Linked DNA regions of Homo sapiens: region 2 is linked to region 1. A link is an interaction called in ENCODE POLR2A ChIA-PET data of the cell type or tissue named here. Cell type or tissue: PC-3. All regions are shown on one strand. Links, peaks and the distances in the headings refer to the core of each region. The heading gives the core; the rest is flanking DNA. Region 1 overlaps NFAM1 (NFAT activating protein with ITAM motif 1). Region 2 holds the start of LOC101927372 (a long non-coding RNA gene).

The links. Peaks named below come from ENCODE experiments on the same cell type or tissue, not always from the same donor. Only the 100,000 strongest peaks of a DNase experiment are listed, where the experiment ranks them.
Region 2: POLR2A ChIA-PET joins it to region 1 with 12 read pairs; 2 of 35 experiments call an interaction of 5 or more read pairs at or near these places.

The regions. Positions count from the first base shown.
Region 1 is chr22:42,409,859-42,419,044 of GRCh38, reverse strand. It overlaps NFAM1 (NFAT activating protein with ITAM motif 1), which reads left to right. Exons shown (of 6, transcript NM_145912.8): 2 at 7,309-7,638. Among named protein-coding and RNA genes, the nearest start is that of NFAM1, 18 kb to the left of the region's middle. In PC-3, for the core only: no CTCF peak of the experiment used is centred there; no DNase peak of the experiment used is centred there.
Region 2 is chr22:42,502,532-42,511,717 of GRCh38, reverse strand. RRP7A (ribosomal RNA processing 7 homolog A) reads left to right here. Exons shown (of 7, transcript NM_015703.5): 7 at 1-3,374. It overlaps LOC101927372 (a long non-coding RNA gene), which reads left to right and starts at 5,859. Exons shown (of 2, transcript XR_938283.3): 1 at 5,859-5,898; 2 at 8,359-9,186. It also overlaps the pseudogene SERHL. RefSeq lists enhancers at 1,987-2,685, 2,686-3,385, 6,491-7,124. In PC-3, for the core only: no CTCF peak of the experiment used is centred there; no DNase peak of the experiment used is centred there.

The DNA of each region.
Region 1 (9,186 bases), core at 381-8,380:
CTCCAAGTTCAAGCAGCCACAGATTCATAAGAAGAACCGGAAAAGGAAGGACTCAGGCACCCGTGGGCGGTTGACAAACTCTTTCCCAACAAGGGTGGGAGAAGAGCAGCTGGAGGCTGAAGGCAGAGGGCTGTTCATGCCCCCAGCCCTGCACACACCACACCCCTGAGGGGCCTTCAGCCAGGCCAGGCCAGCGCCCGGGACAGGGACAGTGCCCAAGTCTGGGTCAGGGAAAGACCCCTGGGGGTCCTTCTGTGCCTGGACCATCAGGGCCTATGTGCCCTGCACTGAGGGCATGTCATTTAACCCGGCAGAAGGGTATAGGGCTGGCATTTGCCTTTTAAAAAAAAAAAAAACAGAGATAGCTCTTGTCACCCAGGCTGGAGTGTAGCAGTGCGATCTCGGCTCACTGCAATCTCCGCCTCCTGGGTTCAAGCGATTCTCTTGCCTTACCCTCCCAAGTATCTGAGACTATAGGCTTGTGCCACTACACCCAGATACTTTTTTGTATTTTTAGTATAGAAGGGGTTTCACCATGTTGGCCAGGCTGGTCTTGAACTTCTGACCTCATGTGATCTGCCTGCCTCGGCCTCCCAAAGTGCTGGGGTTAATAGGCATGAGCCACCACACCCAGCTGGGATTTGCCTTTGTAGATCCCCAAGGAGGACTCCCTGTCTCATTCTTGTCCCTGGGGAAAGGCAGCCTGGCCCGTGGCAAGTAGCTGGGTTCCAGGTCCCAATTAATCCCACCACAACCCCTTAAGGCTGGCATTGTTGCTCCCCCTGTGTTGTGGGGAGACACTGAGGTCAGAGAAGTAAAGCCAGCTGCCCAAGTTGCACAGCCTTGAAGTGGCAGAGCCAGGAGCCGCATCCAGGCCTGTTGCCTCCAGAACCTGGGCTTTTCCCAAACGCCCCCGCTCATCGCCCCTATTTCTGGCCAGGCCCAAGGCTTCCTCACAGTGTGGGAGGGACTTCCCTGGAGCTGCAGAGAAGTGAGGGATGGAGGGTGTGTCACCCCCCAAAACACAGTCTCCTGTAAAGCAGGGTGGGCAGACTAAGCAGGGATCCACGGCGCTGCCCAGATGAGATGTCTGCGCTTGCAGTTCTGTGGGGGTGGGGAGGCACAGGAGAGGAGTTGAAGACTCAAAACAAACAGCCAAGCCCGGGGACGGGGCGGGGGCCCTCCCAGACACCGTGTGGCAACCCTGCCTCTGATGGCCCTGCTGCCCTCCTGCTCCACCCCTCCTCCCCCATGGTCCTCACTATGGGTGCCCTCTCCCCTCTCCCTGCACCATCCTATCCACATTCAGCAGGTTCAAGAAGCTCCTGTTCAGAAAACTCCCCCTGGGCCAAACTCCCTGCCCCTGCAGCAGGGCAGGCCAGGCAGGAGAGTTCAGGTCCTCACCAGCCCCTCCTCACTCTCTGCCCCAACTCTGCCCTCCCTGAGCCTCAGGGGTGCTCCTTGCAGCCACCTCCAGGCCCCGCTCTCCACAGGGCAAATCTCAAATCCTCCTAAACTCTCTAAGTGGAAGGGAAGTTCTCAAATCCGTTCCCTGCACAGAAAACACCTGGGGCTCCTTGAGACGTTTCCTCCCTGCGCCCCAGGACCTGTTCCAGCTCTGCCTGCCCCAGATCCCATGGGACCTGGAGAATAACCAGAAAAGCAGCTGGGAGCAGCTCCTGGGCCCTCTAGGCCCCTTGGTGCTGGGGGATTTCTCCTGGCAAAACTCAGCTCCTCTGGTCACTCTAAGTCAAAGTTCTATGGTCACCGAAAGTCACAAATGCGTCCCAGTTCTTCACATCTCTAACCCTGTGTAACAGACAAAACTTCAAACTCTAAAGCTGAAGTGGTTCCCCAGGCCACCTGAAGCCTGTGTGAGGGTGAGGGGCGAGGTGCCTCTTCTCTTTCCCACCCAGACCCCTTCCTTGTCCGTCCCCACCGGTCAACCTGGGTGGAGGCAGAAAAGACCTGCCTTGTCAGGTGCGGGGGAGGCTGGCCCTGGGCTCTGCGTGCTTGCGGTGTTGCGTGGAGTCCGTTGGGGCCCCCACGGAAGTGGGGGATTGCTAACTGGAATTCTGTGGCTCTCACTCCCTCCTCAGCCCCCGGCGTCTGGTATCCACCCTGGTCTTCCTCTCCAGGCCGTGGGCCCCTCTAGGCAGCTGCATGAGCCAGTCTAGAAGGACACTCAGCCAGCTCACTGCCCCGGACCACGTTATCCCATGGGGACATACTGCCTTTGCCAGAAAAGGGACAAAGCATGATGCAGCCACACCACGCCCTGGCATGAGATAGATAGCGGCCGAGTGCCCTCACTCAGGGAATACTGCTCAAGTTCAGCCAGGGTCCCGCTAAAGCCCCTCTCAGCCTGGGGTGAGAAGCAGGCACCCCCGGGGCAGGCCGGATGCCCTGCAGCTCTCCCCAGCCCCCTCTACACCCACCTTCTGTGACCCCGTGGTCTCCATGTGATCCTGGAGCCAAGTAGCCACTTGTTGGCCATCTGGTGGTGAAAATTTGTGAGGCCCACCAGGGTTCTGACAAACCTCTTATTAGCATCTGATGGCTACTGTGCCCAGTGCCAATGTGAGCACCCCCTGCCATATCTGATGACAGCTTCCCAGCCTGGGTGCTGGCTCTTCTTCCTCAACACAGCCAGACCAACTGGGGTCCGAAGCCTGGCCCCACCACTCATGATCTCTGTGGTTTTGGGCCTTTAAGATCCTCTGCTTTTTGGTTTTGGTTTTGAGATGGGATTTCACTATGTGCTCAGGCTGGTCTCAAACTCCTGGGCTCAAGCGATCCTCCTGCTTCGACTTCCTGAGTAGCTGGAACTACAGGCGTGTGCCACCACTCCTAGCTAGACCCGCTCCAGAACGCGGTTGCAATAGTTGCCGCCTAGGATCGTCGTGGTGTTTAATTGACATAGGACCTGTGTCACACCAAGCCAGGATACAATTCCTGTAATTTTTCTTTTCCTTCTGTCTGTGGGTTCCTACTTCTGGGTCATGGACACCCTCTAGACCCCCGGGCCACAAACCCTGCACCCCAACCTCATCCCAGGCAAACTCAATGCTCCCCATACCAGCCCTTCTGCCTCAGGCTCTTTCTGCTCCTTCCCTTTTGGACTGGGGATGTTGCCACGGCAGGGAGCCCCTCCTGGTCTGGGACAGGGCCTGTGACCTAACTGGTACCCCTTCAATGTTTGTGGGAGGCACAAACAAATGACAGCTGAAAAGAATTTGTGGACTTGGAAATGACCGTGAAACCTATCAGCACTGTGCCTTCACGGGGGACCGCTTCTAGTTGGCAGCCAACTAGGGCCTAGACCTCTACAGCCTACACCCCTGAAGGGGCCTCTGGGAGGCACGGGTCCAGGAGATGGGGTGGGAGCTGGGCAGTTGCAGGATTCCAGCTCTGGGGTGCTGATGCCCCATTGAAAGGAAGGTGCAGGCCGGGCGCGGTGGCTCACGCCTGTAATCCCAGCACTTTGGGAGGCCGAGGTGGGCAGATCACGAGGTCAGGAGATTGAGACCATTCTGGCTAACACGGTGAAACCCCGTCTCTACTAAAAATACAAAAAATTAGCCAGGCATGGTGGCGGGTGCCTGTGGTCCCAGCTGCTCGGAAGGCTGAGGCAGGAGAATGGCGTGAACCCAGGAGGTAGAGTTTGCAGTGAGCTGAGATCGCGCCATCGCACTCCAGCCTGGGCGACAGAGCGAGACTCCATCTCAAAAAAAAAAAAAAAAAAAAAAAGAAAGAAAGAAAGAAAGGAAGGTGTAGGTGCAGGGGAGGTGGTGAGCTACATTCGCAGGCCAGAACCCAGAGGTCTTGGCTGTAACTGCGGACCTCCTCTCCTCCCCCGGGTTTTTTGGCCTGACGTCTCCAGACTGGACGTTGTTATTGACTGAGCTCGTCAGAGACGGCTTCCTCTCTTTACTTTTTGGACACAGCAGTTTCATCAGAGGTCTGAGGTTCTCGTTTCGAAGCCTCTCCTCGCTGTGGCTGATCTAAGCCAGAGCAGTGCATTGTCATGAGCCTAACTCGGTGACCTTAAAGAAATGAATCCCAAAAGAATATAGAACAACGGACGTCTGTTTTTATAGATTTCCCTGGAATTGTAAAGATCGGCTTAATTGCAGTAGCAGAGTTCATCATTTTCTAGAAGGATACCTCAGACAGGGAGAATTTTTAAAGAAATTGGTCTGAAGTCTTCCTGCCCAGGACAAGCAGGAAGGTTTCATGGTGCTGACAGTGTATCTGCCCTCCCCCTGGAGTGGCCTCTTAGATACACTGTGAGGAGGAGCAGGAGGCCCCGGGTGAGGATATGGAGGTCACAGGTCGAGGGGGCCACAGGGTAGGTACACAGAGGGGGCAGTGGCCTGTGAGTGCTGTGCAGGGCTGCTGGGCAGGGTCGGTGGTGATGTCATTTGTGGTTCACTCTACCCCTCTTGTCTCTAAAAAAAAATTTTTTTAATTTAAAAAAAAAAAAATTTGATGCCCAGGCTGGCCTTGAACTCCTGGCTTCAAGAGGTCCTTCTGCTTTGGCTCCTGAGTAGCTGGGATTACAGACACGCGCCACCATCCCAGCCCACCTGGGTCCCTGGGGGACAATATAACAGCCCCCATCTCTATATGCCTACCCTGCCCCTGTCCCATCTCGGATAAGTCCGTGCCCTGAAGCAAGGCTCTTAGTTTTATGACAAAATGAATGTAATGTTATCATTAAACAGCAGCAATCCTGCAGTAGAGTCCGGAGATACAAAGTCCAGGGTAAAATCCCCCCTGCTCCGTCCACCAGAGGGGAGCCCTGGAGGGGGCCCGGGTGCCAGCTCCCTGGAATGACATTTCACAAGCGAGTGTCGTTATGTCAATTACAAGTCGAACCCACTGTGACTGCCGACATGTGAGTCGATTCCCTGGAACTGTGAGTGCCTTTAGTTCTTTGAGGGAGGGTGTGTCTCTCTTTTTCTTTCTTTCTTCTTTTTGTTTTTTTTGAGACGAAGTCTTGCTCTGTCATTCAGGCTGGAGTGCAGTGGCGCGATCTTGGCTCACTGCAACCTCCACCTCCCAGATTCAAGCGATTTTCCTGCCTCAGCCTCCTGAGTAGCTGGGATTACAGGTGCCCACCACCACACCTGGCTAATATTTTTATTTTTAGTAGAGACGGGGTTTTGCCATGTTGGCCAAACTGATCTTGAACTCCTGACCTCAAGAGATCTGCCCACCTTGGCTTCCCAAAGTGCTGGGATTACGGGCATGAGCCAACAGCCCTGGCCAAATTTTTGTTGTTGTTGTTATTATTGTTGTTATATAGATGAGGGCTTTCTGTGTTGTCCAGGCTGGTCTCAAATGCCTGGCCTTGCCTTCTTATGTGACAGGACAACAGGCCTGAGCCACCGCGGCTCCTGATTTTTTTTTCTTTTTTTGTATTTTTAGTAGAGGCGGGGTTTCACCATGTTAGCCAGGCTGGTCTCGAACTCCAGGCCTCAAGCAATCCACCCGCCTCGGCCTCCCAAAGTGCTAGGATTACAGGCATGAGCCACCCTGCCCAGCCTGGGGGTGTCTCTTTAGTGGCTCAACAGGAAGCTCAAAATATCAGCATTGCCAGAATTTTGAGGGATTAACTGACGCACAGGGCCAACTCCATCTCTGTTCCCGCATCTTCCAGAAGGCTGGCCTCCCTTTGGGACCCCCTTCCCAGAGCTCTGGCTCAGAGCTGAACTGAAGAGACCTGGGAAGAGATGAGCCTGGCCTCCCTCCAGCCCCACACCACAGGCAGGGCCCACACCTCTCTTTCCCCAATAAAATAAATCTTGCGGCTCCTCTGAGCATCTCAAAGACACGATCTTCTCCCGATTAACAATCCGGCCTGCATGTTCTTGGCTGCTGGCTGCCGACCTCAATTTAGAACTGTCTGCTGCTCAGCTGCTGGAGAAGGAGGGGCCTGGAGAACCCAGGAGCGCTAAAGCCGAGGGGCCTGTGCAGCTGAAGTCTGGGGCAGGGGGCGGCTGCTGCCCCCAGCCCAGGATCCAAACAGCATCTCAGAGGCCTGCAGCAGGGGTTAGAGCCCCCCAGGCAGGGCTGCTGCTTTGGGAATTTTCAAACTGTTTTCTGAGGTGCCTCTGATGAGTGGGGGGAGGGGTGGCTCCTACAAAACTGGCTTTGTCATGGTCATTGACATCATGATCACAGCCGAAATGGCCCCACGTGGAGCACCTCTGCGTTGTTGGAAAAACTGCTCTCAGGATGTTGCCTGTTATACTGTAAAAAACCTGACAAATCCTCTCCGAGCCCAGAGTCCGGGAGAGGTTTGTGTCTCCCGCTGCCTGAATGCCTCCTTACTTTGGCACGGGGAGAACTGTGGGCAGACCTGCCTCCCTCTCTGTCTACCGCCAGGAAACGCTTGGGTTTCTTTATTTTGTTTTCCTGCCTCCTTCTTTATTTCTCATCCATCACCAGCTTTCTCTCTTCTCAGGCCTGTGCTTTGATCCCAGGTGGCCTCTTGGCCTTTGGGAAGAAGAGGGGTTGGGAGCGCAGGCTCTGGTGTTCCCCAGCCCTGGATGGGGTTGTAGCTCCACTCTCTACCTGCTGAGGAATCTGGAGCTAAGTGCTTCAACTCCCTGACCCTCAGACTCTTCTTCTTCATAAAACAGGGGCTCTCACTTTGCCTTGGGGTATATTAGGAGAGGTAGAGTGGTGTGCGTAATATGCTTGGCACAACTCCGGCACACAGCAAGTGCAGGAGAGGTAGGGGCTGCACCTGCAGAGGTAAGCTCACACGATGCACGAGACTTGTCTTTCTTTTTTTTTTTTCTGAGACGGACTCTTGCTCTTGTCGCCCAGGCTAGAGTGCAGTGGCATGATCTCTGCTCACTGCAACCTCAGCCTCCCAGGTTCAAGCGATTCTCCTGCGTCAGTCTCCCGAGTAGCTGGGATTACAGGCATACACTACCACACCTGGCTAATCTTTGTATTTTTAATAGAGACAGGTTTTGCCATGTTGGCCAGGCTGGTCTCAAACTCCTGACCTCAGGTGATCGGCCCACCTTAGCCTCCCAAAGTGCTGGGGTTATGGGCATAAAAAAGTTAGCCTGGCTAATTTTTGTATTTTTAGTAGAGACGGGGTTTCACCATGTTGGCCAGGCTAGTCTTGAACTCCTGACCTCCAGTGATCCGCCTGCCTCGGCCTCCCAAAGTGTTGGAATTACAGGTGTGAGCCACCGCACCCGGTCGTGAGCCTTAACAGGCAAGTGGGTGGGACTGAGGCAGCCTCAAGTGACCTGTTGCTCTCTCCCTTTGCTTCCCCTCCAGGAGGACAGTCAGTGACCCACACCGGCCTGCCCATCATGGCCTCCCTGGCCAACACAGCTATCTCCTTCAGCTGCAGGATCACCTATCCATACACTCCCCAATTCAAGGTTTTCACAGTCAGCTACTTTCATGAAGATCTCCAGGGACAGAGGAGCCCTAAGAAGCCAACAAACTGCCACCCTGGACTGGGCACAGAGAACCAGAGCCACACCCTGGACTGCCAGGTCACCCTTGTGCTGCCGGGAGCATCGGCCACTGGCACCTACTACTGCTCTGTCCACTGGCCACACTCCACGGTGAGAGGCAGCGGCACCTTCATCCTGGTCAGAGGTAAGGCTTCCTCTGTGGCTCTTCCAGGGCAAAGGACACAGAGGTTTCAAATGGCAGTTTGGGACTTTGGATCGGAAATAGAGAATGGGGCCAGGCGCAGTGGCTCACACATCCCAGCACTTTGGGAGGCTGAGGCGGGTGGATCACCTGAGGTCAGGGATTCGAGACCAGCCTGGCCAACATGGTGAAACCCCGTCTCTACTAAAAACACAAAAATTAGCTGGGCATGGTGGCAGGTGCCTGTAATCCCAGCTACTCAGGAGGCTGAGGCATAAGAATTTCTTGAACCCAGGATGGGAAGTTGCAGTGAGCCTAGATCGCACCATTGCACTCCAGCCTGGGTGACAAGAGCAAAACTCCATCTCAAAAAAAAAAAAAAAAAAAAAAGAAAAGAAAAGAAATAGAGAATGGTTTGCCTTGTCTACCAGCATTGGCAAAGCAGGCAGACCCACTTCAGGGAGCCCCGGCCTACGGCTGTGCCAGGGCTCCATCTGGGTGTGGAAAGGGCAGGGCCGGGCATGCAGATCTGCTCCTGAACGCCGCTGGCAGGTGACCTAAAAGAGCTCCCTTGGGCCCTTGGTCTCAGTGTGCCATGGGCATCATGGTGGGGGAACTTCTGCAGAACTAGGTATGTGCATGTATGTATTTGTGGGGGCCTCGTGTATGTGAGCACTTGGCTCATGTATAATACACCTTTCCAGAGACAGATCTTTAGTTTTCATCATGCTCTCTCTTTTTTTTTTTTTTTGAGACAGAGTCTCGCTCTGTCACCCAGGCTGAAGTGCACTGGCCCAATCTTGGCTCACTGCAATCTCTGCCTCCTGGGTTCAAGCGATTCTCATGCCTCAGCCTCCCAAGTACCTGGGATTACAGATGTCCACCACCACACCTGGCTACTTTTTGTATTTTTAATAGAGACAAGATTTCGCCATGTTGGCCAGGCTGGTCTCGAATCCTGACCTCAAGTGATCCGCCCACCTCAGCCTCCAAGAGTGTTGGGATTACAGGCATGAGCCAGCACACCCAGCCAGTTTTCATCACATTCTCAAAGGAGTGATGATCCCAAAAGTTATGAGTGAGCCCATCACCAAAGCCCTGATTCTCTGACCTACCTCTGCGATCCCCTGGAAGGAGCTGGGGGCTTCGGAATCCCATAGACCTGGGTTTGAACCTCTGTCCTGCTGCTTGCCCGATGTGATCTTGGGCCTGGTCTTCATGGCGATCCTCTGCCTTCCAAGGACTTGGATGAGGTTGAAGGAGATGGTGCCCATATGGGCTGGTGGCTGACAATAGGCAGTGCTGGGGAAATCATGCTCATGTGCCTGGCATGTGGTTGGCACTCCGTGTGTTTTTGCCAGTCGGATGGATGGATGGGGTGAGGGGAAGGAGGACTGGATGCCAGCAGGAGGGACTGGGGATGGCATGGGGTAGGAGGGCTGGGCCTCACCTAGCCTGGGTGCAGCCCCCTGTCAGTCCCAGGATAAATCCGCCTCCTTCAGCCCTAGCCACATCCACCCGTATTATCACCACCTCACACAGGGAAAAGAA
Region 2 (9,186 bases), core at 1-8,000, 93 kb before region 1:
CTGGCGGCCAGCCAGCCAGCCACAGGTGGGCTTCTTCCTTTTGTGGTGACAACGCCAAGAAAACTGCAGAGGCCCCAGGGTCAGGTGTAAGTGGGTAGGTGACCATAAAACACCAGGTGCTCCCAGGAACCCGGGCAAAGGCCATCCCCACCTACAGCCAGCATGCCCACTGGCGTGATGGGTGCAGAGGGATGAGGCAGCCAGGTGTTCTGCTGTGGTTTGGGAGCCTATAAAGTGAGACTAGGCTGGGCATGGTGGCTCCCATCTGCAAAACCAGCACTTTGGGAGGCCAAGGTGGGCGGATCGCCTGAGGTCAGGAGTTTGAGACCAGCCTGGCCAACATGGTGAACCCCCATCTCTTAAAAATATAAAAATTAGCTGGGCATGGTGGCAGGTGCCTGTAATCCCAGCTACTCAGGAGGCTGAGGCACGAGAGTCGCTTGAACCCGGGAGGTGGAGGTTACAGTAAGCTGAGATCTTCCCACTGCACTCCAGCCTGAGCGACAGAGTGAGACTCCATCTCAAAAAAAAAAAAAAAGTGTGACTATTAGCTGGGCATGATGGCATGCGCCTGTAGTGCCACCTACTCAGGTGGCTGAGGTGGGAGGATCATTTGAGCCCAGGAGTTTGAGGCTGCAGTGAGCTATGACTGAGCCTGAGCAACAGAATGAGACCCTGTCTCTCAAAAAATGTGGGACTGTCTCTGGCAGTTGGGTCACCTAATTGTGCCTGGCCCCAAGAAGGAGGGGTGGGTACTTGAGGATGGTAAAGAACCTCCCCACCAAAGGTCTCTGTTTCTTAAATTCTGATTACATGTGTCCCCAGGCCTCTAGGGACTGATCACTGGAGCATGAGGCCTGATAGATCCTGGTGGTCACTTGTTGGGCCTGGGGGCAGACCAGGGGTCTTTCCCAGTGCATGAGAAGAGATGGGTGAGGTGGGACCAGAGTGGGCGACAGTGGCTGGACACCAGCTGCCTGAGCCCCGCCTTACCTCTTTGAGGGTGGATTTCATTGTGTCTATCATGAACGACAGGGACTCCTTGTCAGAGTAATTCTCTCTTGGATCAAAATATCCGTGGACTGCTCTGGAAAGTGAGGAGTTGGGGGTTGTTGGGGTTCATCTTAGAACCGCCTCCCAGCGGTGCCCCCATCCTGCCCTGGGTTCAGGCCTCTGAGGAGAAACCAAAGCCTGGGCTACCCCAACTCCCACAGCTGGGTCCCTTGACCCTGGGTTGGATTTGAGGCTCAGTTAATCTCAGCTCACGCTCAGCTGGCACAAGCCAGGCGCAAGCAAGTGCTGAAGGCACAGCCTTGCTGGGGCGCAGGGAGTTCAGGACTTGGTCACAGTCAGCCCTGAACAGCAGAGCTGGGATCTGAACAGGCGCTGGAGCCCACACTTGCTCTGAGAGAGAATTTATGTCTTCACAATCCTCCCATTGAAAGTCTACAATCCTGGCCGGGTATGGTGGCTCACGCCTGTAATCCCAGCACTTTGGGAGGCTGAGGCGGGTGGATCACGAGGTCAGGAGATGAGACCATCCTGGCTAACATGGTGAAACCCTGTCTGTACTAAAAATACAAAAATTAGCCGGGCTTGGTGGTGGGTGCCTGTAGTCCCAGCTACTCCGGAGGCTGAGGCAGGAGAATGGCGTGAACCCGGGAGGCGGACCTTGCAGTGAGCTGAGATTGCACCACTACACTCCAGCCTGGGCGACAGAGCCAGACTCCATCTCAAAAAAAAAAAAAAAAAAGTCTACAATCCCGTGGTTTTTAATACATTGAGTTGTGAGACCATCGTCACAATTACATTTTCATCACCCCCAAAGAAATCGCAAACCTCTGAGCTTACACACACACACACACACCCCACCCCCCCACCCCCAACAGGCTTCCGGTCCTGAGCAACCATGACCTGGCTTTGTCTCTGCCGTGTGTCCTATTTGGACTTGAACGTGAATGCAGCCATACAACACGTAGACGGTTGTGTCTGACTTCATCCACTTAGTGCGATGTTTTCAAGGCTCATCCATGCTGGAGCCCATGTCAGTGCTTCGTTTCTTTTTATGGCTTAAAAATCGTCTATGGTGGGCCACGCACGGTGGCTCTCGCCTGTAATCCCAACACTGGGAGGCCGAGGCAGGCGGATCATGAGGTCAGGAGATGGAGAGCAGCCTGGCCAACATGGCGAAACCTCGTCTCTACTAAAAATACAAAAATAAGCCAGGCGTGGTGGCGGGCGCCTGTAGTCCCAGCTACTCGGGAGGCTGAGGCAGGAGAATCGTTTGAATCCAGGAGGCAGAGGTTGCAGTGAGTCGAGACTGGGCTCACTGGTTATGGAGCCTTACCTGGGCATGCCCCCCGCTGACACCTGTGGAAAGGCATGGGACAGCCCCGGCCCATCCCCTGCTGCCTGAGCCCTCCCCTCCTCTGACCTTCCTCCTTCCATGACCCTGCTGCCAGGGGGGCTTCCCAAAAAAGATCTTGAGTCTTAGCGATGTGGTCGACACGCAGAGAACTTGGAGCCTCATGCCAGGGCCCCCTCCCAGAGATTCCTGGCGCCCATGTCTCCTTGGGGGGTGACTGAAGGGGATGGGTCCAGACTCACTTGATCAACAGGACATGGGCCTGCAGCTTCCTGATGGAATGCGCACACAGCTCCCTGCTGACGAAGTCAATGCTGTTCTCTGCCTGCAGAGACAAAAACATGGTGAATTCTCGTCACAAGGCACAGGCACTCTCGTGGGCACGAAACCCATCTCTGTTGGGGTGGCTAAGCCCTGGCGAGGGCACCTTAGCCACCCACCCTGGGTCTGAGCCCAGGACCCCACATCACTGCCTCATCGAAGGCTCTTTAGCCCCTGGTGGCCAGAGACTCCTGCCCTCTCCAAGTCTGTTCTCCCCTCTTCCTGGGCTCGTGGCTACCCAGCCTGACTCCATTTCCAATACTCCTTTGCCACCAGGTATGGCTGTGTGATTAAAGTCAGAGAAGTGAGTTGGGCCACTTTTGGGCCTGGATTTTAGGACTTAGGTGTGGCCCTTCCACACCCCTTTCCCAGTCCATAGGCTGCACCTCACGCTGTCCCCTGCCAGCCTGGGACAGGCTTCTTGCCAGGAGAAAGAAACTTGCTGGGACCACAGTGCAGGATGGGCACTCCGTGATGGCCCCAGCCAGCCTCCTCCGCGGCCCTGCCTGCCCTGTCTTGTGACTGTTTTACGTCTGGATGGCGGGGATGTGGCCAGCTTGAGTGAGATGTGCTGTAGGTGTGACACGAAGCTGGATTTGGAAAACAGCATGCAAAATAATGCAATCAAGCTTTATGTTGATTACATCTTAAATCACATTGTGGATGTTAAATAAAAATATGAGAAGAATTTATAGAACCTTTTTTTTTTTTTTTTTTTGCTCTTGTTGCCCAGGCTGGAGTGCAATGGCGTGATCTCAGCTTACCGCAACCTCCGCCTCCCGGGTTCAAGCGATTCTCCTGCCTCAGCCTCCCAAGTGGCTGGGACTACAGGTGTGTGTCACCACTCCCGGCTAATTTTTGTATTTTTTGGTAGAGACAGGGTTTCACCATGTTGGCCAGGCTGGTCTTTAACTCCTGGCCTCAAGTGATCTGCCTGCCTCGGCCTCCTAAAGTGCTGGGATTACAGGCGTGAGCCACTGCACCTGGCCAGAAATTTAAAAAATAAAAATAAAAAAAAAGAATTTTGGGCCAGCCCCATCTTGGAATGTGTATCTTCTGCAATTTAGTTTATGTCCTAACGAAGTCTTTCCATCCCTGGGAAGCCTCCTCCTTCCAGCATTATGGGTGATCACAGATCCCACTACAGATCAGGTCACATAAGACATGGTCCCTAAGGACAGGGAAAGGGGCATCTCCAAAAGTCAGATTGACTAGGATCTGGCAATAAACTCCCACCACGAAGGTCAGCACACACAAGGGACAAACCACCAGTGAGTGAGCCTTAGTGGGTAGGGAGGACCACCCAACAGCTGGTATTGGAATAACTAGCTGTTCATCTAGAAAAACAATTACAATGGCTGGCTGCAGTGGCTCACACCTATAATCCCAGTACTTTGGGAAACAGGCGGGAGGATAGCTTGAGCCCAGGCATTCAAGACCAGCCTGGGCAACATGGCACGACCCTGTCTCTACAAAAGTAAAAAACTTAGCTGGGTGTGATAGCGCACACCTGTAGTCCTAGCTACTCGGGAGGCTGAGGTGGGAAGATCACTTCAGCCCAGGAGGTTGAGGCTGCGTGAGCCATGATTGAGCCATGGCACTCCAGTCTGGGTGACAGAGGGAGACCCTGTCTCTACAATTCAAATAGACCGAACACTGTGGCTCATGCCTGTAATCCCAGCACTTTGGGAGGTCGAGGCAGGCAGATCACCTGAGGTCAGGAGTTCGAGACCAGCCTGGACAACATGGTGAAACCCCATCTCCACTAAAAACACAAAAATTAGCCAGGTGTGGTGGTGGGTGCCTGTAATCCCAGCTACTTGGGGGCTGAGACAGGAGAATCACTCGAACCTGGGAGGCGAACGTTGCAGTGAGCTGAGATGGTGCCATTGCACTCCAGCCTTTGCAACAAGAGCGAGACTCTGTATCAATAATAATAATAATATAATAATAATAATAATAATAATAAAGAAAAATAGAACTTTTAAAACATGAAAAAAAAAAAAGAAAATGAATCACTATCTGACACCATGCTCAAGAACAAATCCCACACGGATCAAAGACAAACACGTTAACATTCCCAGACCATTGGCTGACGCCCTGGTCCAAGCCTCATCTCTTGGCCTGGGCCTGGGCAGCAGCTCTCAGCGGTCTCCCTGCAGTTAGAGCATCCCCACCTCTAATGACAGTGTCTCACATGTGTCCAATGTTCTACCATATTTTAACAATCACAAAATAGCACAGGCCATGAGCACCTGAAGCGACAGCACTGTGCGAGGCCACTCAACACACATGACCTCACCTAGTCTCGACAACAACCCTTCAAAGGCAGGCCCAGGGCTTGGCTCCCCTAGCCAAGCTGCTCATAAACCAGCTGAGCGAATGAAAGCACTTTCTTTTTGCACGTGAGACAACCAAGGCTCAGAGAGGGTAAGCACCTTGCCCAAGGTCCTACAGCCCCTCACTGGCAGAGATGGCCAAGTTTCTATTAATACAAGTCTCCAGTGACACAGGCCTCCAGATGGGACGCTGTTTTTTGAGAACCTTTGTCATCCTGCCCCTCCCCTCTTTAATCTTCACAGCCTCTATCAGGAATCCCCCTCTCAACAGATGCACCGAGCTGACTTCGAGCTTTTCCCTGTGCAGCAGCCAGTGCCTGGGATGTCTCCCTCCTCTCCTCACCTCCATCGACTGTATTTAATGCCACTGAAGTGCACACTTACAAACGGTTAAATTGACAATCATTATGTATTATGTCACCTATGTAATTTCTTTTTTTTTTTTTTTCTTGAGATGGAGTCTCGCTCTGTCGCCCAGGCTGCAGTGCAGTGGTGCTCTCTCGGCTCACGGCAACCTCTGCCTCCCATTCAAGCGATTCTCCTGCCTCAGCCTCCTGAGTAGCTGGGATTACAGGCGTGAGCCACCGTGCCCGGCCCTTGTTTTCCTTTTGAAACAGGGTCTCACTGTCACCCAAACTGGAGTGCAGTGGCATGATCATGGCTGTCTGCAGCCTCGACCTCCTGGGGCTAAGCACTCCTCCCAACTAAGGCTGCTGAGTAGCTGGGACCACAGGCGTGTGCCACCACGACCAGCTAATTTTTTTTTTTTTTTTTTTTTAAATACAGGGTCTCGCTATCTCGCTCAGGCTGGTCTCTAACTCCTGGGCTCAAGCTATCTTCCCACCTCAGCTTCCCAATGTGCTGGGATTACAGGTGTGAGCCACTGCGCCTGGCCTGTGTCCCGTGTTTCGATTGCATGTTTACAGCGGCAGGGTGTGTGTGTGTGGGTGTGTGTGCGCGTGCGTGTGGTGGGGCAGTGGGGGGCTTCTCCTCCTTCAGACAACAAATATGTGTGGAGCTCTGACCTACCAGGCCCACTGCCAGATGCAGGAGGCACAAAGATGACCAAATCAGCCATAGTGGGGGTTGCGGAGTTCACATGCCTCGGGAAACAGAGGAATCAATAGGCTCTTATTGGACAGTGTGGTTACCTGCAGGGCAGGGACAGCTTGCCTGGGGGTGTCAGGGCAGGGTTCCCAGCTGAGGCCCCAAGGAGTGGGGAAGCCAGTGAGCAAGCACAGGGGAGAATTCCAGGTAAGGGAGCCCAGGCTGGAGTCCCAGAGGGGAGAGAAGGCGTGGAAGCAGCATGTGCTTGGGAGAGAGGCGGGTGCGTGAGAGGTGTGGGGAGGGTATTGGAAGTAAGGGGCATGGCTGGAGCAGGGGCAGAGGGAAAGAGAGAACGTCCCTGAAGACCCTGGGAAGCCTGGTGCTCAGCGTGACCCCAGGGAGAAACAGGCTTGTTGGGTGAGAGGGAGAAAGAAGCTTCTCCACGTCTCACGGGATGTCCTCCCCTGGACCCCACCAGCTCCCCGTCCACACCGGGCACCCACCTCTGCAGCAGCTGCTTCAGGCTGAACACGTGCGAGGGCTCCTGGGAGGCCTCTACCTGCAGCACGTGCTCTATGGCTCTCCGCTTGTAGGTCAGCAAGTTCTCCATTTCCTAAGGAGGCACAGTTGGCTGGTGGGCAGGGATCCAGGCTGCAGACGAGGTCTCTGCCCCTCCTAGCCCTGCCCTCTGCTCTCAGCTGAGCCCCTCTCGGCAAAGGGGCACACAGCCCCAGCCCTGGCTAGTCAGCCCCACGATTCTGAACGAGTCTTTGCTTCGCCTCAGTCACAGCCAGCCTGGTCTTGCCTGCGGCCAGGGACAGTTGAAGAGATCAGGTGGGATGATGGAGAGGAAGGGGAATCTCTGTCAACTGCCAAGTGCTTTGCAAAGGCATGAAATTAGGGTCCGGAGGCCACGAACCATCTGGGGTTGGCAGTTTCATCTGGTTCAACGAATGCCATCATTCTCAGTGGCAGAAAGGGACTGGCAGAAAGGGCGCATTTCTGGGGCTTCCAAGCTCCCCCATGATGTGTGGCTCACTCTGTGAGGACAGCCTCAGGCCCACTGCCTGGGGCTGCAGAGGGGGGCATCTCCCATCTACCCATGCCTGAGAATGCAGGACAAGAGGACCAAATGCCCCTCTTGACTCGCCCAGGAGGAAGCCCCTGGGGGCACTGCACTTGTCAATTCAGTGGGTGAAATGCAGAAAGAAGGGAGTGTCTGCTGTCTGCCATCTGTAAATTGGATCCTTATAATAGCCCCTGAGCTAGCTGAGCTCATGCAAGGAACATTTACTGAGCCCTTACTAGGTGCCAGGATTGGGGATGTGGTGACAGAGATGGACATGATCCTTATCCTTATGGGATCTGCCGTCATTCTTTTTTTTTTTTTTTTTTTTTTTTTTTGGAGACGGAGTTTCCCTCTTGTTGCCCAGGCTGGAGTGCAATGGCGCAATCTCGGCTCACTGCAACCTCCGCCTCCTGGGTTCAAGCGATTCTCCTGCCTCGGCCTCCCAAGTAGCTGGGATGACAGGCATGTGCCACCACGCCCAGCTAATTTTGTACTTTCAGTAGAGACGGGATTTCTCCATGTTGGTCAGGCTGGTCTCGAAATCCTGACCTCAGGTGATCCGCCAGCCTCGGCCTCCCAAAGTGCTGGGATTACAGGCGTGAGCCACCGCATCTGGCCGATCTGTGGTCATTCTATGGACAAGAAAACTGAAACTGATGAGACTTGTGTCACAACTGATAGGCTGAGACCTTGGCAAGAAAATGACAGGATGTCAGAGCTGGCCAGGTCATTGAGCCCAACCTCATTTTACACGTGCGGGAACTAAGGCCCAGAGAGGCAAAGTAACTTGCCAGGGGTCACCCAGCAGGTAAACCAGGCCAGGACTCAGACGCAGAGACAGTACTGGTTATGGGTAGTGGTGGTCAGAGGGGTCAGTCCTTGTTCCTTCAGTTCACATTTAGGGCTGTCATGTGTGGTGGTGCAATGTGGACACAGTGCAAAGGCATTCGACTGGGTGTGAGTGCAGTGTGCCGGCCCAGCTGTGTGCCCTAGAACATCTTCCACCCATGGCCGCTGCCCTCTTCCACTGCCTGCCACTGCGTGATCAGCCTGGCATTCTGCAGATCCCGAGCCACACATCCAGTTTCCAAGGGGTCCCCCACACCCCTTGTCCTGACCACTGCTAGGGGTATAAGCAGCAGAAGGGTGTCATCTGTTGGGGAGCGGGTCCCTGACTCCCCTTTCCCACCCTCTGCCGCCTCCTCGTGCTTCCCTAGTGTCCACCAAAGGAGACAGGGCTGGGAGCGCTGCCCGGGGCCCAGGTCCTCCCTAATGACAGCATGCACGAAAGCCCGCTTCTCACATCTGATTCCAGGAGAAAGAGCGGCGTGTCCAGCAAGATAAGTTTATCCACCATCTCGGGGAAGGTACAGAAAAACTGTGAGGATGCCAAAAGGGGAGAATGAATAGGATGAAGAAGGAAAGGACACTCCCGCCTTTCCCTGGGGACCCTGGAGTTCCCCGAAACATCTTTTAGGCTGGGGGGAGGGTGCTGACCAAGAGGCCAGAGGAGAATCTTCTATCTATGGTGTGCCTTCCCCCACCACCCCTAAGTCTGCACCCAGCACTGAGCTCCAGACCTTGGTGATGGCTGGACTCCAGGGTGCGGTGGGACCGGGTATGGGGGCGTGGAAACATGAACTCTACCAGGAGTCTCCACCGTTTACACCAACTTCCTGGTATAAGGACTATCACTGTGACAGGAGGAGGCACTTTCTGTCCCAGGTACCTTCTCCTTCCTCCTTTGTGCTCCCCTCCCCACTCCACCCAAGGGAGCCCCAGTTGGCCAGACAAAGCCATCTACTCACCATTCCGCCCACGACGCCACCTGGGGGACAAAAGAGCTGTGGGTGACATTCCCTCACTCCCTCCCCAGCTGCATACCCTAAAGCTTCTTCCCACCAGTTGGGGGGGGGGCACCATATGGGTGGCTGGGGGCTCAGCATCTGGGCCATGATGTCCCCTTCATCAGACCTGACCACTCAAAAGACCACATTTCCCTCATCCCTGTGTCCCTTGCGGCAGTTGCCTGAGGTCAGAGGGTA